Linked DNA regions of Mus musculus: regions 1 and 3 are each linked to region 2. The links are chromatin loops, found by intact Hi-C in ENCODE. Cell type or tissue: left cerebral cortex. All regions are shown on one strand. Links, peaks and the distances in the headings refer to the core of each region. The heading gives the core; the rest is flanking DNA.

Region 1 (10,861 bases), core at 1,231-9,230, 130 kb before region 2:
TTGATTTAACCTGAAGCATTTCCTTCCACTTCAGTTACTATGATGTTCCTCACAAAAGCCGACTGCACTGAACCAGACTCCCAGTCTGTTTTCTACTCCAGACACTGTTTCTGCATCTAGTCATTCAGAGGGGAAGGGGAAAGGATCTTAGAATAAAAGCACCAAATACAGTATTTCACTTGTGCGGTTAGGCAGATGGTAACATCTAAGTTGTGGTGTAGGAAGATAGAAGCAGTTAGCTACAGCCTGAACCTGTTCTTGTAAATAAATCCTAACTGGAACAAAGCCAAGTTCAGTCACTTTCTCCTCTCCTCTCCTCTCCTCTCCTCTCCTCTCCTCTCCTCTCCTCTCCTCTCCTCTCCTCTCCTCTCCTCTCCTCTCCTCTCCTCTCCTCTCCTCTCCTCTCCTCTCCTCTCCTCTCCTCTCCTCTCCTCTCCTCTCCTCTCCTCTCCTCTCCTCTCTCCCTCCCTTCCTTCCTTCCATCTTTCCTTCCTTTCTTCCTTTATTAAGATCTATTTATTTGTGTGTGTGTGTGTGTGTGTGTGTGCCTGTGCGTGTGCCTGTGTGCGAGTGTGTGTGTGTGTTTGTGTGTGTGTGTGTGTGTGTGCGCGCGCGCGCACGCGCGCGTGTGTGCATGTGCCTATGCATGTATATGTGTGTGTGTGTGTGTAAGTACAGGTTCAAACATCAGGCCTCAGGTGTGGTGACAAGCACCTTTGCTCATTGATCCATCTTGCCAGCCAGCACTTGAGTTTAAATCTCAATATTTCACGGCTAACATGAAGATAACCTTTATTGCCCTTGTCTTCTTTTTATAGCTATCATCAAACTCCAACATCATTTACACAAGAATAAAATACACCTTATGAAATTACTAGTAAGATCACCACTATTATTTCTAAATTAGCTGCATACGGTGACACAGATGATTTCTAAGAGAGGACTTGGGAAAATAACATTTGAAAACACTAAACGTATTAGCAATTGCCTAGTAAATACCCCATAACATTGTTACACATTCTGGTTTTTGCTCCCCAACGTAATTAATATCAAGTGTTGAATTTTTAGGAAAAACCCATCAAGATTTCCTGACTAAATTCTAAAAGAATGAGTGGAAGCTGGGTGGCGGTTGTTCACATCTTTCATTCCACCACTTGGGAGGTAGGGGTAAGGTCTACAATGCAGGACAGCCCAAGCTACACAGATACCCTGTCTCAAAACACACTAAACCAAACCAAAGCATCCCCCAAAAGGAGAGTAGAAATTATAACATCTAAATAAATGTTTTCATGTAATTATCTGTTCAGGTGAGACTTTGGATTTAGTTTAGGATTCGCAGTGTCCTGTTACAGGGAAGAGATGTCTGACGTAATGTGCATTATGCAGTATGAACTCTGATTTATCATTTTTGATAAATTCTCAGTTTATGCTTTAGAAACTTGTATTTGTGACTTCTTTCAATAAAAACTTAAAAATATAACAACGAAAGATAGCATATACATTAATTTTCATGAAGGAAATAAATGCTTTATTCATAATCTCATAGAACCAGTTAAAGTTAATAAGAAGCTTCAAAACCCCCTGTAAAAGATTTCATCTCCTTTGTTTTCATTAAAACATTCACATGTTTGTTTTGTTTTGTTTTTGTTTTTGTTTTTTTTTTTTGTCCTCTGGTGCATTATGGAATGATATAATCTCTTTTAGCTTCACTGAAAGAAAAAAAAAGTGGAGTTGTTTCTAAATATTTTCTTTGAGGCTAAATAATTCTTTGACTTACAATCTTCTTCACCTGTCAGAATAGAGGTATGGAAAGACAAAACCAGAAGGAAAGACAACCTCTTGAGAATTAAGATATAATCAGGAGTTATTGCTTTAAGAGTTGACAAGGTACATACAAATTTACACTTTCTGATACTAACTTATTATTTAATTTTAACCAGATTTTTCTAGGCAATGGGGCTACATGCACTAACAGTGTCAGTGCCAACTTCAGCTGAGAATGGTCATCTTTTGAGGGAGGCTCTCTTGCCCTCTTTTAGCTCCCCTCCTCTTCATTTCTCCAAATGGAGCCAGACTTCATGGAAGGGTCACCATAGTAGGTTGGACCAAGACAAATGAAGTCTGGATTCTGATCATTCTCAGCTGAGGTAGAGTACAGGGAAGACTTCAGAGTTCCAGCAGGTCCTGCTCCCCCAGTGATTCAACAACATTGGATTTTTCTTACCTATATTTCTCTCATGTCAAGAGGGAAGCCTTGGAGAATGGGTTGGTCTAGCTTGTGTTGGGTGTCTACCTCTTGACTCTGAGACAGGCAGAGAACTTTGATTAGGCTGGACATCTAGTTGGAGGCTGAACCCAAAGATGCCCAAAGCAATCCAGGTTCTACTAAGAAAAGGGTAGGAAATGAAACCTGGGAACACCCCTGACATTTAGAAGATATCCACGAACATTCGGGCAACTAAAAACTAAAGGAATCAACATTTCTAATACACCTGTAAAGAAGAATAGAAGCTTCAATTATGTCTCTTCTAATAAGTAAGAACCAATGAAAATGTACACCTCCAAAGGGAAAAACAAAAGCAAAACCAGCTTCCTTTGCCTTCTACTCAAAGCATAGATTATGTCTGTTTCCTGAAATAGAAACTCTCTCCATACAGTCAGGCAGGGATTACTCACTATGTTCTTCATTCACCTCATTCCCAGGGGTCTATAGTCTGTTCATCTAAACTGTAGGAAGGCCACATATCTGCTGTAGGAGTATTCTCTTTAAGTAACTACAATACTGGGCTCTACCACTACTACTGACTTTTCTGCATTCATATGTTATCAGGAAGTTCTCTGAAATGCTTATCTATGACAGAGGCATCACGAGGATCCTCAGTCCACTTACATCTGACAACAACTGTTTACTGTACTTTGTAGCACTGGAAAGTTAGGGTCACATAAGGCAAGGCATTTGAAGGGTGAATGCATATAAAATACTTGCTGTCCTACAAATTAGGAACCAAAGACTTTGCTCTACTCCATCCATTTCTAACAGCAGAGACATGGCAATGGAATAGAATATGGGTGAGTCATGAGACACCGGGTTTTAGAGAACATTAGCTGCTCGTCACTCCGAGCTCAATACAGATGTCTTAACAAACACCAAGCACAAAGTAGGTGAACCAATAATTATCCAGTCTGCTAAGTAAGAGAAGATTCTCTCTATTAACCTGTGAGGAAAGTGAAATGTGGCCTGTGAAAAACAGTAAAGAATAAGGCAAAGTTATATATAAGATTAGTGAGTTATGTTCATGTGGGCACGTGTGTGTCTCCACGGGCGTGCACGAATGCACACACACATACGCGTGGTAGGAAGTTAAGTATAGAGAGAAAGATCCAGAGCATATAGGAGCAGCCCATTCTCCAAAAATGACCCACTGAAGAATCCAGAGAATACCAAAGAAAACGACTTGGCATGAGAAAGCTCTGCCTTTTACGGAAGCTGGCATCCATGGTTGCTTTCGCTGTCTGTCCTGCTGGCTCAGGCCCTTTGCTTCACTGTTGCCACAGCTCTTAGTGCTTTCAGACCCCTGTGTCAATCATTTCTGGCCTTTCTCACATCAGGCTCTGTGTAGGATTTTATTGGGTTGACTACAACCCCCCTCAAGTGGTTCCATATGCCAGCGCTGGCTTTAGCGCCACTTTCCACTGATCCTTTACTTTGAGTTCCAACGCTTTTCAGACTTTTAATCTGGGTTCCCGTGGCTCTTCCCCGTTGGCTGCTGGTGGCCTAATAGCCTTTCTTCTCCCTGTGGCTCTGCTTCATCGCCCTGTTCCCAAGCAGATGCTCTGGCTCCCTCCACAATGCACACTGCCAGTTCTGTGGCATTTTCTTGCTGCTTTTGGCTGTAACTCTCAACTTTTCAAGGCCCAATTGTAAGACACCATGTGGGACAGATCCAAGGAGAGGGGTGTGGAGGATGGTGCAGGGACGTGTGTGTGTGTGTGTGTGTGTGTGTGTGTGTGTGTGCAGAAACTGTGTAAAAGATGGGAAAAGAGGCTGAATTTATTGTCAAGGCATAAGGAACGTTCCTATGTCTTGTCTGTGACATGCTTTGGTGTCAATTGGTAACAAGAACACTCCGCCTCTGGCATGGGAGGGACACTTCTTAGTGTAGGGTCTTTTTAAAGGATACAATTTGAGGTGCCTGCTGTTGGCTCAACTTCTGTCTTTCACCTTAGTTCCTGTTTATCTTTTGTTTTCCTTTCAGTTGAGAAATCAGCTTGCCGGTGGCATCAGGTGTCTTCAGCTGCCTCTCCAGCGCCCATGTTCTCAGCTTTCTATTGAAACAGGGGTCATTTTAATATTAAAAACAGAATTAAGACATGCCAGTGTCTTCCTTTTCATGTCTTCTCTTCTTCCATCCTTTGACCTTTAAGCCAGTGGTCTTTTCTATGAAAAAACCAGTATGGCACAGATGAAGGCTCACATGTTGTAAGAAATGGGCTTACCAGAAACAATGGTTGTTACCCATGATTACAAAATGGAGCGAGAGTCCAGGAGATGATTGCTGTGTGCTGTTGAGCAGGGATCCTACTTTACACTTTTAGATGTAGCCCTTTCCTGGTTATAGATAGATGCCAATCGCTAACGAGCACTCTGCCTCTCAAGGGTTAGTTGTCGAAGGCTGGAGACATTTCAGTTTGCTAGAGTTGGAAAGGGATATTTGTATTGGCAGCCATGGTACCACACAGGGGCCAAGGGTGCGGCTTAAACCTCCTACAGTACTCATTTCTGACCTATCACAAAGAGTTACCCAAATCTGGATGTTAGTTCTTGCGCGCGCCCAACTGGCCAGGAAGAACGACGCTGCAACAGGATCCTTCTGCACACGTTTATTCAGTCCTGTTTCTTCTTGTTTATATCTCCCTTGTTTATATCTCCCTCGAACCCTGGGCCTCTCACTCTTTTATACTCTCAGTTCCCATCCACGCACAGCAGGCCACGCCACCTCACCAGGCACGCAGCTTCAGCTAATCAGGGCAGCAGGGGCATATCTCCATCAAAATGGATTCACCGGTATCCTGGTACACCTGCGCAGCTCTCAAGATGTTTGTGGCTTATATGAGGAAGTCAGGTGCAAGTCATACGACTTAGCTGCAGTCCCTGGCGCCTTTGGGACTGCTGCCACACCCACTCCTCACAGTTAGTGATGGCAAGATCGACCTCTAGTTGCCTACAGCTGCTAAGACTCTTGTTATTCTCTTAGAAGACATTTGCAGCATTATCCAAATACTCTGTTACATAGTCCTTACACGAAAGTCAAATTTTTTTTCCCACAAGAAACTAAGTTCTTTATCTCACAGTTTTAGAGGTTTAAAGGCATGAAGCCTGCATCAGCTCAGCTCTGGTAAGGGTTTCCTCTCTGCTATTACCTCACAGCAGATGGCAATGGTGGAAATGTATATGAAGCATGAGATAATGGTTTCATCCAGGAAGCCAAAGAAAGACTGAGCGGGGGCCTGGCTCCGGGTTTTCTAACAATCATTCTGAGGAAGATCCAGATATAGACAACTCCCGGTTGGAGGTAACTGAGAGGTATGCTTGCCCGTCCACAGGCAGCAGTCTATTGATTCATAGTGTAGTAACAGTCTCATTGAGGTGGCTCTATCACAGCACAGAAGGCAGGGTAAAACAACTCACAGCAGAACAATGAGGAAGGACCTTCAGGCCAATTCTAAAGGAAAAGGCAAGTGGTGTAATTCCTTTGTGCTACAGTGTATTCTTACTCTCTTTCTCCCTGGGGCCTCCCAGGGCTTCTTCTTAGCTTTCCAGGTGCATTTTAAGTTGGAGCTTAACCAGAAGAAAACCAGAAAATGCTATGGTTTGAATTTCTTCCCTAAAATTCACGTTCTGGAAGCTCTGCTCCTGATGTGATAGTTTTAAGAGTTGGTGGATCTTTGTGAACTAGGGTAGCACTGTAGCTCTAGTCTTTAGTATGTGCTCGATGTCCATGTAATAAAGGTTTGATTCCCTGGCCATGGCTACTGGGAAGTGGTGGAGACTATTGCGAGACTTACACGTTGTTGGGGACATGCTTTTGAAGGGGACTTTAGGGCCTGTTTTTGGATCTTCCTTTTAGCTGCCTGATCATGTAGTAAAAGGTTTTTCTATCATGTGTTCCTACTTCGCTTTGCCAAAAGACCAGCCAGTTATGGATTGCAACCTTTGAAACCATGAGCCGTAGAAAGCTTTTCTCTTGACATGATCATCATCTTGGGTGTAGAGCAGCATTTTTCAACCTGTAGGTCCTGACCCTCCGTGGGGGCAGATAATCAGACCCTGCATATCAGATATTTACATAACAATTCATAACAGTAGCAAAAATGAAGTTATAAGGGTCATCACAACACTATTAAATAGTTATATTTAATACAATTGTATTAGTGGGTCGCAGCACTAGGAAAGTTGACAATCATTGGTATAGAGGTTTGGGGGGCTGACCAACACAAGCTTTGTGGGTGGGACTGACAGTTCTCATTTCCAAATTAAAGTTTGAGTCATTGAATGATTATAATTGTAGCTATTCCATGTGCTTGGCTCCTTCTCTATCTTCTGTATCTCTTGCTTCTTCATTGTCATGGTGTGACAGAGACACCAGTGACGATTGGCAAATGCTGGCTTTTGGCCATTTGAGCTTTCCAGCTACTAGAAACATGAGACAAATCAACCCATTTTATTCAGAAAGTATCTTGCCTTGGATATTTAGATACAGAAACACTACACTGACAGAGAGACAATGAAAGGGAGAGAAGAGTTTATAGACGTGGTGTGCATTTTATAATTTTCTTGGTGTTTTATCCTTCATTACCTGTGCTGTGGTTTGAATCTGAAATGGCCAACATAGGTTCTCGCTTGAAATACTTACCATGTTAACCCTGTCAATCGGGAGAGTTGAAAAATCTCTCAGAAATCATGGGTCCAAAGAAACTTTTCTTCTCCTAAGTTCCTTCTGGTTTTGCTTGTTTTGGTTTTTTGGTTGCCATAGCAACACAGAAACCTGGCATACTTTCCTTAGGCCTCTGCCCAGGCTATCTCATCTTCACCTCTGCTTTTTCTTCAGATGACCTTGTTCTGCAGAGCCAACAGAACATCTCCTGAGGTGTGAAAATCGGTTCATCCTTCAGGAGACAGTTCATGCCACTTTGAGGAAGCCAGTCATCTCAAGTACAGACGTTCATTGGCTTTGTCTTGATATTAATACGATTTCATTGTTTCGGTGTTTAGAATATCATTCTCTGTCTTATAGCATTATCACTTCAGCTGTATTTGTTGTTGTTTTTGAGAAGGTTTGATGTAGTCCAGCTTGCCTGCAAAAAAACGATCTTGAATTTCTGATCATCTATCTCTCCAGAATTGTGTGACACTTTTCCTCTGCAGACACACATCAACTTACGCAGGCAGGGAACAAAGGACAGGTGGAAGCGATGTTGTATGAAAATCCAACTTCCTGAACTAATGCATTTGCTGCAGTCAGGGATAAGAATGTGGGTGAGGAGTTAAGTCCAGGACTTTGGGTGTTGTGTTACATTCAGAAACAGAAACAAGTCAAATACAGTGTGCACCCAGCATGGGTGATGACTCACAAAAGATGCACCCCTGGACCTCTCTGACAACTTGCCAGCAGTGTGACACACCAGAGACTCTTCTCCAGGAGGCTGCTAGCCTGGCCAGAGCTAACCCTCTCTGCAGTAGTTTAAACTGTTTCTGTAAGTTTAGGGAGGGGCCCTGTGAGTCCTGTAAATTTCAGCTTTCTAGGGTTTATAAGGCTGTTTACTTCTTCAGTCTCAGGAGCCTCCTCCTAGGATAGAATGTTTCAGTCTGGGCGGAAACTGTGTCACAATACCAGAGCTAGGGCTACTGATGTGTACCGCCAGGCTCTGTTTATAAGATGCTGGGGACAGAATTGGCTTGGTGCATACGGCGCCAGGATTTTACCCACCCATCTCCATCCTCGGTCCCTGTGTCAATTCTTAAGTAGAAATGCTATGAAGATTAGGAGAAACCGGATGGGATGCTAGATGCCTGTAATTCTAGCACGTGGGAGCCAGAGGCAGGGGCAACACCCTGTCCTCAAAACAAGTTAACTAAATAAGGTCCAGAGATGTAATGACTTTGAATCACCCTTGGGACACATGTTAGAAATAGATCTAATTTTATATGACCGAAGGAGGCGTGGTGGTACGATGCTTACTGGTGGAGAGAATTCTGTGAACTGACCAAATCATCATGTGATGGGTGGATTGGGCCCTGCTTAAGCCAGGGCTTCGCTGGGTGGTGTAACATGGAATGAGGCCTGCAGCCTGAGTACACTTATTTTCTGGAACCTGGCTTGCTTTCCATTGTCTGTCTCCAAGAATTGCCTATTTGAATAATTATGGTATATACTTGTTCTCTAGAACATAGTTAGTTTTTAATAGTGTGTCTCCAAGAATTGTGTATTTTAATAATTATATAGTGGTCTATGTATATTTTAGGTAGAAATTATCCTTTTCTTCAAATTTGCAGAGACTCAAAGTAGTTCTGAGATGATGAGAAGATGGTACAGAATCCAGTGTCCAAGGAAGCACGGCCTGCATTTTGCTCTCCGAAATTCTATTCCCATTCTCTATAAGATCTTCCCCAACCAGGTGTTTTAGAATGACATGTGCTGACAACTTATAGCAGATGAAGGAAGAGATCCCTATAGGTGCTGGAGAATACTGACAGAACATAATTTCGAAATTAACTTACTATACAAATTCTTCAGTTTATGGTCACTCACACCATTTTGATTGCTCAGAGACATCTAGTCTGTCTTCATCAATATTAACAGAAACACGACAGGACACCATCATGGGAATAGCACCCATGAAGAGAACAGAAAGATGCTCCCCCTTTGCAGGTGGCTATGTCCCTGTTCTCAGACAAGCCAAGCTAGTCTGAACCCTGATCTCTCATCTGCAGACTGGGGACATAGTTTCAAAGACTTTGAAGGAGACCTTCAGATTCAAAGTAATGTCTATGACTTCTAGTTTAATGGATGCTTCAGTGGATGTAATAGGCGTGTGGGTTAGAGGAAACTCCACAAACTCTTAATTATATTCGATTTGTACTAATGAAGAACCCAAACCACAAGGAAACTGGCTTCACTTAAATGTATATCGCCTTAAACATCCTTTGCTAGCTACCCTGGTATATTTGTGACTTGGTTCAAAGCTATGGTTTCTGTGCTCACTAACGAGAATTTACAGAGGACCCTGCTTTCTAGAATTTATCCACTATGATTATAAAAATAAATTATTTTTCTTGTTTAAAAATGAGGAAAAAAAATACTGTGAGGTTTACACGAGACACTTCAAAGTCTAGTGGAGGAAAAAGGCAGGAAGTGGTTCTGTTTGTCTAAAACTGTTTAACATTTGAGGCCCAAAGTGATACGAAAACCAAAAGGAATGGTCTCCAGGAGGAAGAGGAACGTTTGATGGTTGGCCTAGTAAAATAAAAGCACACATTAGTGAAACTGAACGCAAAGACAATTCCATCACGGCTGCCGCTCACAGATGAGCCCTCCTGCTGGACTGCCTCCAACCCTTACGGCTGCGCACACTATAGCCACCATGTGTCATCTGCAAACTTTTTATATGGGAAGGGCCAGCCAGCCTTCTTGGCCAAGCTGCCGCCACAAAACCTGCTAGTGATTTGGGTTTCTATGTTTTCTGAAGATGTGCTACTTTGAGGCACAGGATACATGTGCTTGTAGGTTGTCCAGAGAACTCTCACAAAGGACTGTGTGATGAATGTTTTAGGAAAGTCGATCATTTCTTTCTTCCTTCCTTTCTTCCTTTCTTCCTCTCTTTCTTTCTCTTTCTTTCTTTCTTTCTTTCTTTCTTTCTTTCTCTCTCTCCCTCTCTCTTTCTTTCTTTCTTTCTTTCTTTCTTTCTTTCTTTCTTTCTTTCTTTCTCTTCCTTCCTTCCTTCCTTCCTTCCTTCCTTCCTTCCTTCCTTCCTTCCTTCCTTCTTTTCTTTCTTCCTTCCTTTCTTTCTTTCTTTCTTTCTTTCTTTCTTTCTTTCTTTCTTTCTTTCTTTCTGGAGTTGCTTTGTGACACTGAGCATAGTCGCTTTGCAAAGCACACTGCTTTTTGTTATTGTTGTAACTTTAAAATCTGAGCAAATGAATACAGAGTACAGTTAAACACTCCCAGACATTAGGGATAATCTGTCTTTAACAACTTGTGCGCATTAGCTGCCTTTTGATAGCCTCTGGGAGGGTGGGGGAGGGAGAAAAAGCATCATGGGATTGCTTAAAAGAACTGAAAATCTAAATGTCAAAACTGTATGCTTTACACTCAGCTAGAGAAATCCCTGCCTCACCAAAACCACCCACGTTCCAACACCCCCTGTTTGCTTTGGAGACTTAGAAGGAGTTAAAACAGCTTCCTTGGCATCAGATATCAGTATAATAGGCTTTTACTGAGGTAATTAAAATTTGTTTATAATTAATACAGATGAATTGGTTTCTGCACAATAATAGTTAGGAGATTAACAAAGGCCACATTTTGGCAACAGGACCACATTCTTTTCCAAGTGCTGTGGGACTTTCTCCAGTGACTGTCTGTCCAATCCGGCTGTTTCTTCAGAGATGCCATATGGCACAGCTATGCATTTTGACTTCTTTTTTTTTCCTAAAAGGCAGCCATATGACATAACTGATCTTTAAAGCGTTGTCAGAAGGCATTACCTGGGTAGGCTTTGAGCTGCTTTCCAAAACCTTAGCAAGCACAGGGGCTATTAATTATGAGCAAAAGCAGTGTGCATGCACACACCAGAAACTTGGCAT
Region 2 (10,861 bases), core at 1,807-9,806:
ATTTCTGCTTCTTCTCTCAAAGCAGATGCAGTGGCTTTGTGCAATCAGCTCAGAGGCAGCGTCTCACAAAGGTGAGGGCTAAATGCAGAAACTTGAAAACAAACCCCAATACACAGAACAATAAATGGTGTGGCAATGAATAATTATCGGCCTTCCGGACTCTAATCATTTCATGGCTTATCTTAATAGCAGTTAAATATGCTCTGACTTCCTCTCTCTGAAGCAATATTTAGATTTCTTCATGGTTCTGTTGGTGATATTTTCCAAATCGAGTGACGGAAGAGAAAACTCACCCATCAGAAAACATAAAGCAATCTGTAAAATTTTAAAGCTTTTCCCCTTCCTCTACCCCCACTCATCTCCCCACATCAAATGTACACCATGCTGAGGCCACTCCTTAGCTATAACTGACTGTTGTTGCTGTAGTAATCAGTCTCTGTCAGAGCAATTACGCAAAATCATCCGTTCTGGTTGTTTTTCACAATCCATAGCACACCGCGCAGAACAATGCTGCTGACAGTCCGAAGGGCACAGATGGAATTATCATACCTCACACCCCCCCTGACTGACAGTTACCTGCAGGAAGGGGGCGGACCCTATCATCAGGAGGACTGGCTTTCTTGTTACAGGAGAGCAAGAGGGAGAACCCTTGCTGTACCTTTGCCACCCAGGGAATCAGCAGATATTTCTTCCTGGTGTGTGTAAAACAAACAATGTCATTATTCTTCAGGGTAGGTGATGGGGTGGGTGTTATCCATGTTGAATCACTGGCTTTAAGATACTAAACAGGTTAATCAATAGGTGGTCCAGCCTCTGCAAGACCCCCATTAGGAGGCCAGATGAATTGAAATTCATTAGCCTCTCCTGACTTTAAATAGATCAATATTTCTAGGTCCTGCCCCAAAGTACATTGTTCAGAAAAATGTTTGTTTTCCGGGTCCTAGCCAATAGTTGTTGGGTAGACGTGATGCGATGGTGTGTGTGTGTGTGTGTGTGTGTGTGTGAGGTGGGGACAGAAAGTTGTGGGTGACATTTAAGGAGGGTGCAAGAGTCTGACTCCATTGTATCAATTGGCACAACCACTATTGTCTAGATACATGTTTTAGGGTAGAAGACGTCTTTACGCTGACCTTTCTTAAACACCAACTAACCACACAAAATAGGCAGCTCTCCTGAGAAGGCAGTGGTTTTTGCTGTTGTTGTTTATTTTGTTTTGCCTTTTTTTTTTTCTAAATTGGAAAACTAAATCAGACATTATTGCATTCCCCACAAACTGCTGGTGCTCCCCTCAAAGACCTGCCTGTCTCCAAGGAGAGCTGCCTTTATTCAGTGGGCTTAGATCCTGCAGACAGAAGCCACCCAGAGAGTATCTGCCTTAATGAGAGACACTGACTTCGGTGTCTCCACAGTCCTGAGATCTAGAGATGTACTTATATGAATTCTCTGTGAACTCAGCTCAAAAGAATTAGAGAAAGACGTGCAGCATATCACCCAGGTTTACACCTTTTGCTATACACACTAAAGAATAGGGAACAATCGTCACACATAGATAGACCTTGTTCCTTTCTCTCACCGCCTCTCCGTGCAGCACAGGCTCTGCACCCACGATGAAGCTCAGGGAATCCTCTTGCCTCAGCCTTCTGTGCTTTAGCATTACAAATGTAAGGCATCGTTGTCTTCAGCTGCACACCCTTTAAAAATATTTAACATTCCACATAGTTATTAGTATGAATTAACTGTACAAAATGATGTATTTCATTATGACATCTCACACGTGTATATTCCTTTCAAAACTTTCTTTGACTGGCAAGATTCAAAACACTAACAGAGAAGAGAATTCATTTGTTTCAGCTGAGGGGGAGAAAAGCAAATTGGAAGATCTGAATTCTTATGGTACGCTAATGATTAAACCTACATTAATCATAAGCACCAATGGCCACCAACAGAGCTTAATCGTTTTCTATCAGTTGTGTGACTGTGCTGGGCTCTTATGCTGGGCTTCTTCAAAGTATTTCCTTATAAGGAGGAATATATTAATATAACTAGATCTCCTGGGTAATCAGAATTTATTGCATAGCTATTAGAAAATGCTCCATACAGAAGTTGCTAGAGAGATGCAACCAAAATACCTGTCTTCTTGCTGTGTTTGTTTCTTAGACAACAAGGCTTTTAGTGTAAAAATAAAGTACAGTTAATTTCGAATTCAGTTAAATCCGGACAGTGTAGTCAGGGAATGCAATATAACTGGGACTGGAGTGTGGTTGCGAGACCCCGTTCTGCACGTGTCAGGGGTCTGCATGATTGAAGGGCCGATGGCAGGAGGAACGGCAGGCTGACTAGTAAGCTGTTTGCACCTGAGGAAATGAAGAGAACATGGTTTAGTTTGAGGTCTACACCTACATTCTTTGTCCAGAAACTATGACATCAGCTACTTATGGCTGTTGGGTGCTGAAAATCCCACTGGCCTGAATTGAGATCTAGAGGAAGGAGAAAACACATACTAGAAAAAGGACACAGAATACCTCACTGGTTATTTTGAACAGTTATCGCATGTTAATGTGATAGAATAAAAATGAGTAAGATTTATTTTGTGTGTATGATACTTTGGCCTGTATGCATTTCTGTGTACTAGGGGAGTACCTGGTGCCCATGGAGGTCAGAAGAAGATGTCAGTTGTGAACTGGATAGTTATAAGACACCATGCGGGTTCTGGGACAGAATCTGAGTCCTTTGCAAGAGCAACAAGCACTGTTAACTGCTGAGCTCTCTCTCCAGTCCCCATGATAGGTTTTTATATTTACTAGAATAAGCAAGATATTTTTCCACTTTCTTTTATCTCTAAAGAAACATACATGCACATCTATCTATCTATCTATCTATCTATGTGTATATATATACATATATATGTATATATTTTGTGTATGTATGTATGTGTGTATACATGTACTATGGCCCATATGTGAAGGTTCAAGGACAACTTTTAGAGGCTGATTTATTCTCTTTCTACAACATGTGGGTTCTGGAAAAATCAAACTGGGTGTTAGGTTTGGTGGCACGTACCTTTACCTACTGAGCCATTTGGTTATGGCTCTGTCCCTTCAAACACGGGTTGCCAAGTAGACCATTTCTAGCTATATATGTGGTCTTGTTGTATTAGATACTACAGGTCTACAGCTCCTTGCCCTGTAAGCACTTCAAATACTCTTGAAATCATTACAGCAGTGTGTTCAGTGGAAGGTGGCTCTCTTTCTTTTTTTTTCTTTCTTTTTTATGCATCACTTAAGAGACTATTTGGTGCATGATTTACTGGGGAAATAGCTTGTGTATTTTTTTTAATATTTTTATTAGGTATTTTCTTTATTTACATTTCCAATGCTATCCCAAAAGTCCTCCCCACCCTCCCACACCCACTCCCCCACCCTCCCACTCCCACCTCTTGGCCCTGGCATTCCCCCGTACTGAGGCGTACAAAGTTTGCAAGACCAAGGGGCCTCTCTTTCCCAGGCTATCTTCTGATACATATGCAGCTAGAGACACGAGCTCTGGCGGGGGCGGGGGGTACTGGTTAGTTCATATTGTTGTTCCACCTATAGGGTTGCAGATCCCCCCAGCTCCCTGGGTACTTCCTCCAGCTCCTCCATTGGGGGCCCTGTGTTCCATCCAATAGCTCACTGTGAGCATCCACTTCTGTGTTTGGTTTTGGTAGGCCCTGGCATAGTCTCACAAGAGACAACTATATCAGGGTCCTTTCAGCAAAATCTTGCTGGTGTATGTGATGGTATCTGTGTTTGGAGGCTGATTATGGGATGGATCCCCGAGTGCAGCAGTCTCTAGATGGTCCATCCTTTCATCTCAGCTCCAAACTTTGTCTCTGTCACTCCTTCCATGGGTGTTTTGTTCCCAATTCTAAGAATGGTTCTTATTTATTGATGAAAGCTAAGGTGTGGGAGAGACATCAAGATGCTTATTCAGCATACCAGGGTAGAGAAACTATACTTACAGATTCATTGTCCTTACTTCAATAGCTCTTTCTAAAAAGTCTTGATTCTCTGCATATGCTATTGCTGATTTTCTGGGTGTCAGAATGGAAATGTCTTGATTTGTAACACACATGCTGTTTATCTTTGCCAAAGCAAGTGTTTCTCGATGCAGATGCCACTTAAGGTCAGAAATTTCTGCTGTGGATGTGTTCAGAGATAAGTCTGCCCCAAGATCTTTGCAGGCACTTAGCTTCCCTGCCCTCCCTGAACTCTTATGGTTGGGATGATTACGACAATAATAGCAAATGCTGTGTAGGTTAAGTACCTGCTACACAAGCTTGAGGACCCAGAATTCCCAGAATTCGCAGAATTCCCAGGACACACATAAAACAGTCAGATATAGTGACATATTGCTTGTAACCCCAGTACTGGGGAGGGAGAGATCAATGGATTGTTGGTCTCAGTGGTTAGCTAACCTAGTCTACTGTGCTAACTCTAAAACAATAAGAGATACTGTCTAAGAGACAAAATCAAACCAAACCCAAGGTGGATAGCATCTAAAGAAATGACACTAAGGTTGAGGTTTGGCAACCATATACATGTGCACAGAGGTGCATGCACACACACAAGCATCCCTGCCCCATTAAACAAAACACAACTCAGCTTCCTTTACTCCAAACAATCTGTAAGGCATGGGGTCACCCTATATGTGGAAATTCGGATGCAAATGAGCTCAGGGCTATCTTGTTTCTATAAATATTGTATGTTTTTTCCTAGAGCACAACCATCACATTCTGCTTTTACAACATGAGAAAGCAGTTGAGAATTTACTACAGACAGTATCTCTAAATACTCTAAAGAGAGGAGAGAAGGTATATGAGTTTCCGTGGCCATAGCTTACTCTTGTCTCTTAGCTACTGAATGTCTTTCATGTAGGTTTTGGCTCTGTATCCTTCATTCTGATTTTTTTTTGCATACTTAAGCATCATTATTCTCCCTTGCTTGTACATGGGAATATGTAAAATTATTTTTAAAATTATCGTTATTATTATTAATTTTTTTGCAATGCTGACATGGATCCTGGGAACTTGTATATCCAAGGCAAGCAGTCTACCACTGACCTACATCCCCAGCCTAAAACTGCATCAACTTTCATCTACTAACCCTTAAGTTAGTTGTATGAGCCAGAAGACTGAATCTCAGTTTGGCTGGTGCCTCTGACCTCTCTGATGTCACTAGTAGTCTTTGCTTACCCTCCCTGGGACTCCCTCTATCTATGTTATAAGAGATAACAAGCTTTACCCACAATAACTGCCATTATGATGAGAGGACCTGAGGGTGTCAGAGATCCTGTGCTGGACCCGAGCCTGGGCAGGTTGCTTTTCTTTCTCTGTGTCCCCAGAGAGAGTGGCAGAGTCTCTTGTGCTTATCAATGGACGTACCTCAAACTCTGCTGTTCCTCTGCTCCTCTTACCAGTTCAAACACTCCTTTCAGTGTTTCTCTTCAAGAAAGTCATCATGGGTGTCACATGCCTGTGTTCTCAGCCCTTTGGTGGTGGAAATAGGAAGATCGCAGAAGCATGAAGTCAGCCTCTACTGCAATAAGGGGCTTGAGGCCAGCTCAGGCTATGTGATACCTGTCTAAAACTAAAACTAAGTAATCTAAACTGAAGCTAAACTCAAAACTAAAACAAATAAAGCAAAACAATGTCATTGTGAGAATGCTTATCTTTCTAGAAACGTTTTCCTCCCTCATCAAACAGGCCAGTGACGACTAGTTTGAAAGAGACTTCCAGGCAGAAGACTGGGCACTGAATTCAATTTGCAGTTGACCAGCTGCTCAGAAATCAAAGAGGTTCCATGTTGTCTTATTGCTTAAAGCCAGTAAATAACCTTGCAAAGAAGTTCAGAATTAATTGGAGTCGAAATAATTACAGATGATGATAAGCCAGCCACCAGAGAAATGCAATCGTCAAGCTGTGTGGTAACAAACGCATTGATTAACATATGTCAGGACAGCACAGAACAGAGCCTAGAAACCGAGTTACGAAGGTGAAAAAAATACCGCTTCAATAACATTTGTAGTTATAGTTCAGCTCCTTATTTCTGAGAAGGGAGAGGCTCCATAACTTAAAGAGAAATGTTTTAGTGACAGAATTAGCCTGAAAGGCCAACACAGCACACAATTTGCTGAGAGGAACCCATCTAGGATAAACAAATAGATGTTAACATTTGATCTGGCTGAGAAGTCGGTGTTGGTTGCGTGAGCCGCGGAATAGAGGGCTATCTCTCTGCAACTCCTGCGGTGGGACAGTTCATACAGGTTATCTCCCCACAGGTGAGGCCCTCACTCACCACCGCTCCAAGAACAAGGTGTGTTCTCTCACAGCTGAGGTGCCTCCAGCTTTAGAGCGTCTGGAAAACCACTCTGCCTGAAACAAGCCTAGTGCCTATAAAATGATTGGCGTGTGACTGCACTGTGGCTCACAGCTGAGAAAGAATCCCGGGATAATGTTTACTTGTACACGGAACAAGAATTTTCAGAGCCATTTGGTCTGTATTAACTCAGGTGCAGCGGCCAAACAGATGAACTGACTGGGAGACGAGATCACGTTGCGGAGTACCATCTCCTCCCGTTCTCTTGAGTTTTTCCGAAGAATTTAGGACATGACTCAGTTTCTTAACACATTGGAGGAAAATTTCTTCAAAGAAAGGAGTAATGTGTGAAATTAAGAAACAGAAGGAACAGAAGGAAGACAATATGGTAACACACAGTGAAGTTTCCAAGACTTGAGAATATATCTCTTGCAAAATATCCCTGTATGCTAAAGTGCACTCTGTTTATTCTAGCTTGGTGGCTCAGCTGGTCATGTAATATGTTAGCAAATGGCAGACTGAAAATGTAGAGCAAGGTTGGGCTAACGGATTTTTATCAAGAGGAAATGCGGGGGCGTGGTGTTCGTCTGTGTGAGTCTAGGGAGCACTAGGGAGTGGTCGAAAAGAGTGATGGGAGAAAGGACAACGCCAAAGAACAAAGAAGCTCTTTACACACGATCAGTGCCTGCCCTCCGTAGCTCCTTCCGGAACCACTGATGTTACTAAAGCATAAATTAATTCTCTGAGAGCAGAAGTTATTAGGCCGTTGTTATTGTAGTCAGGGTAGGCTCACCTTGGAGGAGAAATGCCACAGTAATAGGACAGTCATTGGAGTTCACACTGCACGTTGAAGCTGGGAAGGCTGTTCTACCACGCAATGCATCCAAGTAAGAGAATCCCTCTGGACATGAGCATTCCTAAAGGATGGAGCAAGCCATGTAAGTTTACTGTGAAGCAACTCTTGCTAGAAAAGTGGTTACCCACATTTAATATTTAGCACAAAGCTTTATGAGCATTTGATAAAATGTGTCCACCTCATTTTCCTGCTGGCTTTCTGTTGTTTTGTTGTTTTTTTTCTCGAACCTTCTATAAATCAGGAAACTGAGGTTCAGTGACTTAGAGAGACTTGCTAAGGTCAACAGTAATTGAACAGCAAAGCTTCATAATATCAGGTAAGCACAATAACAGAAGGATTTAAAAATAGCTGTCAGACCCACTTACAGAGTGAATTATACCCACAAGGCTTATTTTTGAATTGAAAAATAGACATGTCTCTGCTTCCTTGTGCCAGCCTCATTATACTTATAAGGTAATAGACTTTACAGGGAAGAAGATATCATAACACAAAAGAAAATTCTACTAAAAACCTTTAGAACAAGCAAAACATATATATATATATATATATATATATATATATATATATTTGTATATCAACTAATTTTCTCATGTTTATAATTATACTGATTCTGAAAAGCCATTGGCTTGTATTATTTTTAGAGTTGTCTTAGAGAACCACACCCAAGTACCAAATCCTTTGTACACTGGGGATGGGAAGGGAAGATGGAGCTGGGCAGGGGAAGGGAGGAGGGAAGTGTCAGGGGCTAGGAGTGGGGATGAACAAGAACAGAGGACGTATAGAGGATACAGGAGGAACCATGTCATAGTCCAATCCCGTACTTTATATGTTAACAAATATAATAAAAAAAAAAATGAAAAAGACTTATCTCAAGATTTCAAAAGAGAAATGTTCCATTACCTTTCTTAGAGTTGCCTCTGGGTTATGGGTAAGTCTGTGAGCTTTTCCTGGAAATTCTCAAGGATGCCTGAAAGCTTGTAATCAAGTTCCCCAATCTTAGCACAGTGGGCCATCTGCTAATCAAGTAGTCTGCTCAGTTTATCTGGAATAAATCACTACTACACATTCAGGCTCAATGTTTAGGATACAAGACATTTAACTACACGTATAATAGTTTATAAGCCTTTGTGTGTGTGTGTATATATATATATATGTATATATGCATATATATACATATATATACATACACACAAATATCGTATCTGTTTTATAAAATATATTTATATATTATATTTTGCATATTTTATATATAATTTATTACATATATACATATATATATCCCCTTAAATTTTTTTCTTGGATGAATAATATTTGAAGTGAATTTTGTCAACTTTGCAGAGTTCTCTCAAAAAAGACATGAGATTTGACAAAAGGGCTCAGTAGATAAGGGTGTTTGCAACCAAGGCTGTCTCGGCTCAATCTTCAAATTGTGGGAGAATTGACTCCTGCAAATTTTCTTCTCACTTCCATATGGGTACCTCTTGCCTTCCACACCAAATAAATAAATGTTATTAACAATTTTTTAAAGACAAAAGACTTAAAACCAAGTTTATTTGACTAGTCTAGTTTGGATAAAGCTTTTTGTTTGTTTGTGTGTTCTTGTGTTTGTTTTGTTGTTGTCGTTGTTGTTGGTAGTGGTGGTGGTGGTGGTGGTGGTGGTGGTGGTGGTGATGGTGGTGGTGGTGGTGGTGGTGGTCTCCCTGGCCTGTAGGTAAAAATGAGATAATCATCAGCGGAGGAAAACACAAATTAACTATATAATTATTGGAAGGAAACATCTCAGAATTGATTCTGAAATAGTTTATAGCTTCAGAACTTAAATCAGTTTTTGTCTCATTTTTATGATCTCTCAGTCTGACCTGGGTAGGTCCCACATGACTGCAATCTCAGTGTGTCGGAGACAGGGGTAGAATGACCGCAAGGTTGAGGATACTTTGGAATATAGAGTGAGACTTCCTCTCTGAACCCCGAGTTAATAATCTCCTAAGCAGTTTATTCTAGAGGAGATTCATCTCCCCGATCCCCCATCACTGTCTTCCCTGCCTTGGTTTACTCTGTATAACTCTTCATGATATAGTTTCTTTAAAGATGACCATTTTTTGTTGGGCCAACTGATGTAGTCACTTTTCCCAACAATAGCCCCTCTCTGCTTTTCCATTGTTTAATTGCTTCTCAAATTTTGTGACAAATTTCTCTCTCTCTCTCTCTCTCTCTCTGTCTGTCTGTCTCTCTCCCCCTCTGTGTGTGTGTGTCTCATTTTTGTGTGTGTCTCATTTGTGTGTGTGTGTGTGTGTGTGTGTGTGTGTGTGTGTGTGATTTTTGAAAATGGGTATCTCTATGCAGCCCTGGCTATTCTAGATTTCACTGTGTAGGCCGAGCTGTCCTCAAACTCAAAAGGATCAGCTTTCCTCTGCCTCCTGAGTACTGGGACTACAGCTGGTGTCACCATGGCCAGCTTTCCTTCAGCATTCTTTAGCACGGGTCTGAAGCCTCACCTTCACAGTGAGGAAACCAGCCATGAAAATCATCCTTCAATAACTACGTCTTTCATGTAAGTCTTGTCATTTTCTTTACATTCTCTTCACATCTAATGCATGCCATCCTGAGTGATCACATAGCTTTCTCTTTTTGCATTCAGGTTCTGTGTATCAGTGTCCTCCTGTTCCTGGGATCCTGCACTTGATGATTCTTGCCAGTATCTAGGATCGGTGAGCACTGTGCATCAGGTAATCCACAGGTCTAGCATTCACAAGCATAACTTGACATAACCACATGCTAACCCTAAGACGTAGACATGAACAGGAAACTGATTTTCTATGTGCTGCTAGGGTAGTCAATGGCAGATTTGTGATTTGAGCTCAGTTGGTTCAACTTTAGAAGCCTATATAAAAAATGTGCAAGGCACTGACTATTGAAGAAAACAATGCTGAAACATCTAATTAAGAGGTAAATTTTCATAGCATGAAAAGCGAAGCAAATCTAAAATTACCATATATAATTTTAAGAGGGTATTTCCTGGAAGAGTGAAGTTTTATAAATCCCATTTTCTTAAATAGATAAAAATATACTATTGTTGGGGCCGGGTGGTGGTGGTACACTCCTTTATTCCCAGCACTTGGGAGGCAGAGGCAGGCGGATTTCTGAGTTCGAAGCCAGCCTGGTCTACAAAGTGAGTTCCAGGACAGCCAGGGCTATACAGAGAAACCCTGTTCCCAAAAAACCAAAAAACCAAAAAACCAAACCAAACCAAACCAACAACAACAACAACAACAACAACAACAACAAAAAACCAATAACAACAACAAAAAACCTATTGTCCAAATTTCTAGTAGTCCCTGGGTGGATACCCAGTTTGAGTTTCCCGGCAGTGCTGTTCGCTGAACTGCACGTAGAGGGGATCTTCGCTTCCAGCCCTTCCTCAGACTGCTGCTGCTTGAGGTAAAGCACAGAGCCATACTTTCTGAGACTTTGAAAGGCTGAACGTGATATGTAATATATCTCTCTTTCAAGATAAGAAGGATGCTTTTATAAAAACACAATTGTTCCAAGGTGAGAAGACTTTCTCTTGATTATTCGGGAACTTGTGCTTGGGTGTGGCTATGTTGAGTCACTCTGGATTTCAGTATGTTGATGCACTGTGGAGGAAGCA
Region 3 (10,861 bases), core at 1,602-9,601, 120 kb before region 2:
CAAGGCAGGAGTACTGACACCAGAGAAACTGGGAAATTTAAATGTCAGGTTTTCCCATCACATAGAGACTTTCATATATTTAGCAAACTGCCACCATCTTCTGTCTTCCTGGAAGGTTCTCTGTGAGCACCCTCCACTCCCATTCTAGCTCCAAGAACTTCTTCAGGTGCTTGTGTAAGACCTTATTAGGGTGGGCCCTCTGGTGATCCTATTCAAATCCCTTTCTTGTATTCTTTTTATCATTTTTCTCAATTCAGCTTATAATTTATTTACTACCTTCAAGTTTACTGCTTATGTCCATGCAGTAGGCAATGGGATGAGAACATGCATGAATTAATATTCTATCAATGCATCTTCCCGTCTGTCGGTGCCCAAATCATATCCATCAACATTCTGTCTTACCATCTAATGCTTGAAGTGTTAATTAAAAGGCACTGTTTATCTTGAAACTTTCATCAGAAATAACTTCAATCACAGAACGGTTGCAGAAATGATATTAAAACCTCATCTTTTTCTCAGACCTGTGGTACTTAATATTTTCCAATGTCTCATCTGTCTATCCATCATTTTATATTTTTGCCTTGATACGTGGTTTAATTCTTCAGCCTAGGTTGGCCTGAAACTCACTGAATAATAGGCAAGATAGACATCAAGCCATGACCATTCTTCTGTTTCAGCCTCGAAAATACTAGTATTATAAACATGAATGAAGCTGCTGTTAATTTCAGCAACTGGGAGGCTGAGACAGGCAGATCTCTAAGCCTAAGGCTAACCTGATCTAGGCCAAGAACTGTAAGACATTCTGTCTCAAGAAAAAAAGTACAGCCAGTCGTGGTGGCACACACCTTTAATCCCAGCACTTGGGAGGCAGAGGCAGGTGGATTTCTGAGTTCAAGGCCAGCCTGGTCTACAAAGTGAGTTCCAGGACAGCCAGGGCTATACAGAGATACCCTGTCTCAAAAACAAACAAACAAACAAACAAACAAACAGTACAGAAAACAAAACCAAACAGACATGAACACTTCACATGCAAAAAGGTATAAGACTGAGGAGACATGGGATAGTATAAATGGGCTAAAATGAGTTAAGAGCTAGTTGAGGAGCAAGCCTAGCTTAAGGCCTAGGCACAAATACAGAAATAAGTCTTAGTGTCCTTACTGGGGAGCTGGAGCCAGCTTACAAAAAACCCAAACAGTTACATACATCTATGTGGCCAAAAAGGCTAGAAAAGGGCTTTGGATGCTGGTGAGCTGGTTTCGCATCTGATTTTGAGTTACCCAGTTTGGGGGTTGGAAATCAAAATCAGGTTCTCTGGAAGAACAGCAAACAGTCTTAACTACCGAATGATCTCTCCAGCTCCTGAAAAATCCTATTTACCCAATAGTCATCTCTGGCCATTTAGATTGCTTCCAGTAATTTCTAATTATAAGTGGAACTGTAGTCATTAAACACTACATTTTAGGAGTTTAGCTTTATTAGTTTAAGATCATTGTTAAAATGTGAATAAGCCTGGGAACTATAACTCTTGAAGTGATTTTCAGTCATTTATATCACACTGGGCTTGCATAATAGCACAACATTCTTGCATTCATAGAGATGTAAGAAATACAGCAACATACTAATTTATTGAGCATGTAAGCACGTGTGTACATGTGGTGTGGGCAAGAATCCCCTGAGGAGGAATTTAGGGCAGAAAAAGGGAAGCTGGTAAGGAAAATTTCTTCTATTGTTAAGTTGGATTGAATCCCAGTTTGTACTTGATATTTCATTCAGCCAGGAGATGCTGACGGGGAACCTGAGCCATTTAAGACTGGGATACAGCCGTAGTCAGGATTCTAAGGCCCTATCCAGCAGCAGAGAGGTGCTTGCTGGCTGCTATAAGCCCTAACAAGTACTGTGTGCACTGAGTATAATCTGTGAAAAAGGCATTTCAGAGAAGGGAGTTGAATATCACACGTGACAAAGAAATTCGGTTCTATTCTAGAATTATAGGTAAATCATGGGACCTTATAAGTTCCAAAGTTCCCTTTTCTTTTTTTTTCTTGTTTTCTTCTTTCTTCTCTTTTTCCCTGTCCTCCTTCTTCTATCTCTCCTTCTCTGCCTGTCATATTGGTGCAAATCCAATTTACAGCAGCACTTGGGAGGATCCAGGGTTCCAAGGCCAGCCTTGGCTACATGGAAAGAAGAAAGCCTTAGTAGAAGCAGGAAATATACACAGGTCAGAGTTGACTATGCTTTTGGTTAAGGCTAGCACGATGTAACTAGTGAAAAATAATCACATTTGAGATATATTTTAACAACAGAGTCCATTGAACTGGCCTTTGATTCTGTGGGCTGCAGGAAATAGAATGAATGAATCTTCCTTCCTTCCTTCCTTCCTTCCTTCCTCCCTCCCTCCCTCCTTCCCTCTCTCTCTCTCTTTCTTTCTCTGTCTGTCTCTCTCTCTCTCTCTGTTTAGTTTGTGTGTGTGTTTTGTTATTTGTTTTGTTTTTGTTTTGTTTTTTTAATTTTTCAGGACAGGGTTTTACTGTGTAGCCTTGGCTGTTCTGGAACTCGATTTGTAGACCAGACTGACCTGGAACTCACAGAGATTTGTCTGTTTCTGCCTCCCAAGTGCTGGAATTAAAGGCATATGCCACCACCACCCATCAAGAAATGGATATTTATTAGACTAATCTGATGAAAATAAAATTATAAAAAATTATGAGTATGTGCATTTGTGTGAGTATATGCAACATGTGTGCAGATTTACTTTTCAAGACAGGGTTTCACTATCTAGCTTTGGCTGTTCTGAAACTTGGTTTGTAGACCTCTGATACGGTAAGAGGGTGTCCACACCCTGTCGCAGGGGATACAGTGTGTTCCGAGTCACCTGACAGGGGTGCTGAGACCCACTCAGGTCCTCTGGAAGAGGAGGGAACACTCCACCAACGAGTAGCTCCCTTAGAGTATTCTTAATTTCCTGTGAGAAAACATGATTATGTGTTTTCATAAGCCCTCAGAGATACAGCCCATGCTAATAGCTTTATGTTCTCCAAACCCCTACTAGCTAGAGTTTTGTCAACATGTTCCATCCTTGCTAGGTATAAGATTGTTTTTCACTGAAAAACATAGTACATGGAGGAAATAGTGAGCTATGATAAACCAACAAGAACTACACTTTTTTTAAAACTATATATATTGAAAATCAAGTGGGTCCATAATAATTTAGGGTTCCCCCCCCCTTTAGACATCAGGTATTGAGTTCCTACACTATGCTAGATACAGAGTTTGGTGTTGGAGGTGTTCTGTAGGATAACACAGATATGAATTCTGTTCTTTTATATTTTTAGATTATTTTTCTTTGTTTGTTTGCTTGCCTGCTTGTTGTTGAGACAGGTTCTTTCTATATTGTTCCAGGTGTCCTGGAATTCATTATATAGACTGGGCTGGCCTCAAACTCACAGAGCTATGCCTTTTAAGTACTGAGATTCAAGGCCTGTGCCACCACGTCTAGCCATAAATTCTGTTCATTTAGCCAATGTGGAGACAACATTCAATCTAATCATACCACCCCAGTGAATTATACTCCAAATGCTAGATAGACAGTATACTGAATCTGGGTTGTATGTGACTTTTTAAAAATTAGGGTCTCGTTTACCCTAGTTGTCTTCTTACTCACTAAGTAGCCTAGGCTAGTCTCAAACTTCTGATCTTCTTGGTTCTGCTTCCAAGTTCTAGGATAATCGACATGGATCACCACACCCAACCTTCATCACCCTTAATTTGTCATTATTTGTCTCACAACAAAAATTACAAATAATCAAATTAATTTATATATGTATTTGAGGAACAATCTTTTCTTTGTTCACATGTTTGTTTAAAATGAAAATTAAAACATTTCTTGATATTTTTGTAGGGTTTCCTTTGTTTGTTTGTTTGTTTGTTTGTTTCCTTCGAGACAGGATTTTGCTGTATAGCCCTGGCTGTCCTGGAACTCATTCTGTAGACCAGGCTGTCCTCGAACTCATAAATCCACCTGTCTCTGCCTCCCAAGTGCTGGGATTAAAGGCGTGTACTACTATTGCCCAGAGGGCTTCCTTTTTTGATGCTCTTTTAAAATAGACAATTAAAGAAGACACATCATAAGTTTGGCAATATATTTTGTGTTCAATCTTTTCTTCAGCATTTAACTTTAAAAAGGAACAATTTTTTTTTAAGTAAAATAATGACTTAATTGACTGATTATTAAATGATTATTCCTGGTAAACCCTTGGAAAACTGGTAGCACTTTCCTGGCTTCCTGGAAAACATTTGATGTGGTCACAGTATGGATTGAATACATTATGTTCCCAAAGCTTAGTATTTGAGCTCAAGTCCCAGCTAGAGGCATTGTTTTCAAAGGTGCTGGAGATTTTAGGAAGGGAGCTTACCTATAGGAAGTAGGTCACTGAATTATTCCCAGCTATGTCTTCTTCCTTCCTGTCTACCTCCTTCCTTCCTGTTTCCACTCTTGCTTACTCCGTGCTTCCTGTCTGTCATGAAGTAGGCTGTTTTGTTCCATGTCATGCCCCGTAGCTTGGGGTTCTGACTTGTCATATGGTAAGAAATAATGGATTCAAGGGCTGTGAAGAGAAACTTCCAGAATTGAGAGCCACATATATCTTTGCTCATTTAAAGTTATTCCTTCAGGGGTTTGTTCCCGCCCATTGATGCTGCTGAGTCACTCAGGTGTAGGCATTCTGATTGGCTCCTGTGTGAGCCTGCGCAGGAGAGTCATGGCTTTCTAAGTGTCCTTGGTAAACTAGCAGCATCTGGACTTCCCAGGGACCTGTTCTAAATAAAAACTCTGGAGTTTCCAAACATATCTTCCAAATCAGGAACAGGAGGGGGCCGGGGATCTGTGTTCTCAAAAGCTCTACGCATCATTCTGGCGCTTGGTAACATTTAGAACAAATGCGGGTTTCTCCCACGCATTCATTCCCAGTAGCATTTGTAACTTAGACCGCACATAGCACTTTCTGAGTGAGTAGGCTAAAACAGTCAGTACGGCAAGCTAGGTTCTTTCTTTCACGGAGTTAATGTGTTGTGTAGAGGAAATGAGTACAGGGGTTGATTCCTCAGGAATGGAAGTGCCGTGAAGACAGCTGGAGACAGCAGAGAGTGAGGCAATTCAGAGACAGCCAACAGTCCAGTGTCACTCCCGACCCTGGTCTGGATGTTATTCAGATGTTAAAAATAGGATGCCATCAGCACCCTCAGACTGAGAGACCAGCTCCAACACTGTAGACCTTAGAGAGACACAAGGCCTCCAGGTGACAGTCCATTGTGACACAGGCTGAAGCAGAAAAACCTGGGGAACCAAGAGGGCAAAGAGACCAGCATTGGGGACCCATTCTAGGGACCCATTGTACATTTCAGTGCTTCATCCAGACCAACAGTTCTCAACCTGGTTGTGACCCCCTTTGGGCATGGAATGACCCTTTCACAGGGATTATGTATCATATATCCACATCAGGATTCATTGCAGTCACTCTGGGTAATGATAACTCTGGGTAAGTTAGGAGCAAGGGTTGTCATGGGAAAAAGGAAGTCCCAATTTGTTTCCATTCTGTTACCACCGTACTCTTATATTCATTCCTAAATGAATGGCATATTTAGTACGAAAAGATGTAGTCCCAGAAATAGAATAGGTACATTAATTATACCACATTTACTATCAATTCACTTTTAAATACTGATGACTGTGATTTAGGCTCTTAAAAAAGCTGAGCACTTGCACAAATCATGCCTCCAGAGACTATGTGCTTTGTGCTGATCAATAATTATTCTGCTAATTATGAAGATATAGGGAAAACCAGGCCATTTATAATTCTGCCTTCATGCACAAGAACAACTCCTCAATGCTCAGAATATCTATCAGTCTTGGTTGCCTTAATGTCCTAGCAGATGACAGCAACCTTCATTGATCTTTTGGAAAATACCATTTAATTTCCCTACTAAGTATGTTTTGACTTTGAAGGAGTAAAAATTTTTTAAAAATCACCATCTATTGTCCCTATTGGTTTTGCCTTTATATTTGAAATGTAATCTGATGAGGGATTCATTCATTAAATACATAAAACTTCGCCAGTGCAAAATGATTGTGAGACATAAAGATTTTTAATTACAATGAAGTCTGAATATCAAGAATAAAACCAAGATTGAGTTTTTAAACCTTCAGAGAGGCTCCAATTGTTAGATTTTCTTTTTTACCTTATTTGATTTTCTTCTTTCTTCCTTTCTTCCTTTCTTCCTTCCTTCCTTCCTTTCTTTCTTTCTTTCTTTCTTTCTTTCTTTCTTTCTTTCTTTCAGAAAGCCTCATGCCGCAGAGTGAGTTACATATCCATTTTTTTTTTTTTTTGAGACTAGGTCTCACAACCTGCCATCCTCTTGTCTTGATGTCAGCTGTAAATTTTAGGTGTGCAACAACCTTGGTACTAGACCTTACTCCTCAGACAAAGTCTCTGGTGGAAGTATGGTGACACTCCTCACATATAATGAGCACTTTGGTCAACAGTCCAAGAATACAGTGACCCACAAAGATGGGCTAACCATGGGAAAGCATAATCTTATTTAATCAAGGTTTTGTATGACACAGAGGCCTTCGGGAATGAAGAGCTGAAGACCCAGCGAAAACTGTCCTCTGTTTTATGCTTAGGCTTGAAGCAGAATGGTCAGCTTGTAGAAGTGTGATTAGAAGACAGGTTTAATGGTAACAGCCCAGGAGTGGGACCTGGGCAAGAGCTGTCTACTTAGAGTCCTGTGGGTTTTCCTTGTCACTAGTTTCTCTCCTGGGTGGGAGGCCAGGGATGTTTAGAATGAAGGTTTCCATGGGAGAGTACAGTGACCTTTCCAGATTGTGTAGGGTTTACTTTGAAGACAAAGGCTTTTTTTATGATGTGCCTTGAGAAGCAGAGATTCTGGTCTCTATGAGTTGCTTCATGGGAAAAAGCTTGCTAGGAAAGAGGAGGGCAGAGGGTCTCAGAGAGAGAGAGAGAGTGTGTGTGTTCCAGAAGCAGATGCTGCTGCTTCTGAGTGCTTCCCATCTCCTGCACTTCAAAGAATTCAGTGTGTCAAAGCCCGGTGGAGCTGGATAGCACTTCCAATGTCACAATAGATGGGAGGTGCGAACCTAGGGGAGCAGGGCCCATTCCCACTGGGCCATATGTATCAAGGTAAATACTTTTCTTTCTGTTCTACACACAGCTGTGCATGATGGAAAGGGGGAGCATCGGCTATTCTGATTTTGTTTTTGCCAAATAGTTGATCTGGCCACTCAAGGAGGCTGCTGGTAGGGATAGACACCAGGGCAGAGCTTACACTCATCTCACTATAATCGAGTGATGAATGGGACTGGACAGATGGTTCACTGGGTAAGAGCACTTACTTCTGCTCTTGCAGAGGACCCTGTTCCATTCTCAGCACCAACACCGGGATTCAAAGTCATTGGAAACTGCAGTTAGAAGGGTCCTGACACTATTTTTGGTTTTTGAGTGCATTGCATGTATCAAGCAAAACACTAATTCATACACAACTTTTTTTTTTTTTTTTTTTTTTTTTTTTTTTTTTTTTACAAAGAGCATTAAAAGGTAGGGAGACTCTGGCCACACTTTCAAGATGGGACCAATAGGATTTGCTGGTAATTTGATAAGGGCTGAAAGAATAGGTAACTATGATGTCAGGCTGTTTGATTTGGTAACTGGGCAAAGCTGAAATGGAGTAGGGACAAGTATAGTTTTTTTAGTTAGCCTTCTAGAGGAACAGAATTTATATAAACATTAAACAGGATGTATTAGAGTTGCTTATGAACTGTGATCTGGCTAGTCTAACAATGGCTGTCTCCTGTTTGTTATAAAAGGAGAATGAATTTATGAAATTCCTAGGCAAATGGATGGACCTGGAGGGCATCATCCTGAGTGAGGTAACCCAATCACAAAGGAACTCGCACAATATGTACTCACTGATAAGTGCATATTAGCCCAGAAACTTAGGATACACAAGATATAAGATACAACTTGCCAAACGCATGAAATTCAAGAAGAACGAAGACCAAAGTGTGGACACTTTACCCTTTCTTAGAAATGGAAACAAAACACCCATGGAAGGAGTTACAGAGACAAAATTTGGAGCTGTGACGAAAGAATGGACCATCTAGTGATTGCCGTATCCAGGGATCCATCCCATAATCAACTTCCAAATGCTGACACCATTGCATACACTAGCAAGATTTTGCTGAAAGGACCCTGATATAGCTCTCTCTTGTGAGACTATGCCGGGGCCTAGCAAACACAGAAGTGGATGCTCACAGTCAGCTATTGGATGGATCACACGGCCCCCAATGGAGGAGCTAGAGAAAGTACCCAAGGAACTAAAGGGATCTGCAACCCTGTAGGTGCAACAACATTATGAACTAACCAGTACCCCGGAGCTCTTGACTCTAGCTGCATATGTATCAAAAGATGGCCTAGTCGGCCATCACTGGAAAGAGAGGCCCATTGGACTTGCAAACTTTATATGCCCCAGTACAGGGGAATGCCAGGGCCAAAAAGGGGGAGTGGGTGGGTAGGGGATTGGGGGGGTGGGTATGGGGGACTTTTGGGATAGCATTGGAAATGTAAATGAGGAAAATACTTAATAAAAAAAAGAAAAAAAATAAAGGCCATAGTTGTTCATTTCGTGAAAGTGTATGCCTCAACTGCTCTTTAATATAGGTTGCAATCCTGAAAAAGTAGGTTCTATTACTAGTGGTGGTAGGATGTCTCAGCAATAGTATCCATGAACTTGACAATAAGAACGGAATTACACAGGCAAAAAACAAAACCATCTTTCTTCCAGGTTGTGTTTATGTAGGCATCCACCAGAAGGTATGGCCCAGATTTAGGGCAGGGCTTCCCACCATTAATGATCCAATCAAGAAAACCCCTTTCAGGTGAGCCCAGCTTCTTGGGCATTAGTTGATTCCAGTTGCTATCAAGTAGACAACCAAGATAAGCCATCACAGGTAGCAGGAACCAGAAAAGGCCATTCCAAAGGACTTGCATCCACTGATCTTTATGTGTTGTCAAGCTGCTTTCCTAGGGATGATGTGGACGTTGGGATCTGACAGATGTCTGAGTGCTGAGTGTGAGTGTGGGGTAAAGTGTGTGTGTGTGGGGGGGGTAAAGGAGGGGGGTAACAGCTACAAGAACCTTGAAGCAAAAAAACGTACTTTGTAGCATATGTCATGATGAAGGAAATTCAAATAATCCAGCCTACTTTGTTTAATTGTAGCTCTTCTATTGTGGGCAGTACCACTCTTAGAAGACGATTCTGGGGTGCATAAGAAAGTAGGCAGAGCAATCCATGGGGAGTAATGGATCCCCTATGGCTTCTACATCAAGTCCTGCCTCCAGGATTCTGCCCTGTCTGAGTTCCTGTATTATTCTCCCAGTTTCACACTGTGATTGGGAGATTACACACACACACACACACACACACACACACACACACACATATATATATATATATATATATATATATATATAACTTCTCCAAGGTATCTTTTTGTTACTAGTCTTCATCATAACAATATAAATGATCAACCATCCTTAAAGCCACCATCCTCCAAATGACTTACTTTTGACCACTTCAGACTTGTGAAGGAATACACCATGGTGCGGAGAACTCCCTCATTGCCTTTCATGTCTTACCTTCACTCTGTGGTCCAGCTGACTTGGATGATGATTCCTGGGGAATCTACTGATTATTAGACTCTGGTCTTATAAAGGCGAATGAAGGATCAAATCTTGTGGCTAAGTCAGATATATCCAGATTGAGTGTATTAGCCATTTTCTTACCGCTCCCATAAAATATGTTTCTGGCAGAAACAACTTATAAGTTGTTTAAGGTCAAATGAATTTAAAGTTCATTTGAGCTCCTGGTACCAAAGGATCTCATTCCATCATAGTGGGATGGCACAGAGAATGTTGTCATGACCACAGCAGAGGTTAACCTTCAAAGCTCTGTACCCAGTGACCTATTTCTGCCAGCTGGTCCAGCCTCCCATAGGCTCCACACCCTTCCAAAAGCTCTCGAAAAGTTCCAGGAACTCATGCTTCAGAATTTGTATCTGTGGAGAACATTTGAGATTCAGATGGTAACCACGAACATGCTTGTATGTTATTGTTAGTTATTTTTGTATTATTTATTTATTTATTTATTTATTTTTGCTTTGTCTTTACTACAGCTGACAAGAATTGTTTGTGCTGTAGGCTCTGCTTTATTCTTATTCCCCTCTCTTGCCTGAGCCTGACTTTTTTTTTTATCAGACTTTTGTTCATATTGTTCCAAAGAAACAGTTATGTGACCCTACATAGCCGGAGCCGATAGTCACGTCTCAAGCAAGGCCTTCTGGACCTTTCCTGTAAGTCATTCCCAAGGCCTTCTCTCATCCTTGCTTCATTGCAGACTGCACTGTCTTATTCCAGACCCATTTATTCAAATACCTGCTCGGCTTTCCCCATGGTGAAGACGCATCCTCCAGTGAGTTCCGGGGGTTTTCCCTTCCAAGCCAGTGCTTTGGGATGCATTCATGCAGGAAGGGGCCCTGGATTTATGCTTCTCCTTCTTTTTACTGCTCTCCACCTGTGCGAGTTAGAATGCGTGTGAGTGTATATTTGTGTGCAAGTGAGCGCGCGCGCGCGCGCGTGTGTGTGTGTGTGTGTGTGTGTGTGTGTGTGTGTGTGTGTGTGTGGTGTGCACTCTCCCGTGTATGTAGCCATGTGTACTGGCCTGAAGCTGACACTGAATGTCTTTCCATTGCACCCCACCCCCCACTCTGTTCATTGAAGGCTTCTCACTA

What was found. Peaks named below come from ENCODE experiments on the same cell type or tissue, not always from the same donor. Only the 100,000 strongest peaks of a DNase experiment are listed, where the experiment ranks them.
Region 1: it touches region 2 in a loop (3-fold over the local background); 2 of 42 quality-filtered maps call a loop at or near these places.
Region 3: it touches region 2 in a loop (7-fold over the local background); 2 of 42 quality-filtered maps call a loop at or near these places.

The regions. Positions count from the first base shown.
Region 1 is chr4:13,716,369-13,727,229 of GRCm38, reverse strand. No RefSeq gene overlaps it. Among named protein-coding and RNA genes, the nearest start is that of Runx1t1, 63 kb to the left of the region's middle. In left cerebral cortex, for the core only: no CTCF peak of the experiment used is centred there; DNase peaks (open chromatin) are centred at 3,892 and 5,487.
Region 2 is chr4:13,582,958-13,593,818 of GRCm38, reverse strand. It overlaps Gm36488 (a long non-coding RNA gene), which reads left to right and starts at 6,842. Exons shown (of 7, transcript XR_001784252.2): 1 at 6,842-7,294; 2 at 9,556-9,763; 3 at 9,851-9,938. It overlaps Gm36438 (a long non-coding RNA gene), which reads right to left and starts at 8,274. Exons shown (of 4, transcript XR_881134.1): 1 at 8,113-8,274; 2 at 7,150-7,273; 3 at 1,574-1,691. In left cerebral cortex, for the core only: a CTCF peak has its summit at 6,549; DNase peaks (open chromatin) are centred at 6,677 and 6,804; H3K4me3 peaks cover 395 bases.
Region 3 is chr4:13,703,869-13,714,729 of GRCm38, reverse strand. No RefSeq gene overlaps it. Among named protein-coding and RNA genes, the nearest start is that of Runx1t1, 75 kb to the left of the region's middle. In left cerebral cortex, for the core only: no CTCF peak of the experiment used is centred there; a DNase peak (open chromatin) is centred at 4,857; H3K4me3 peaks cover 281 bases.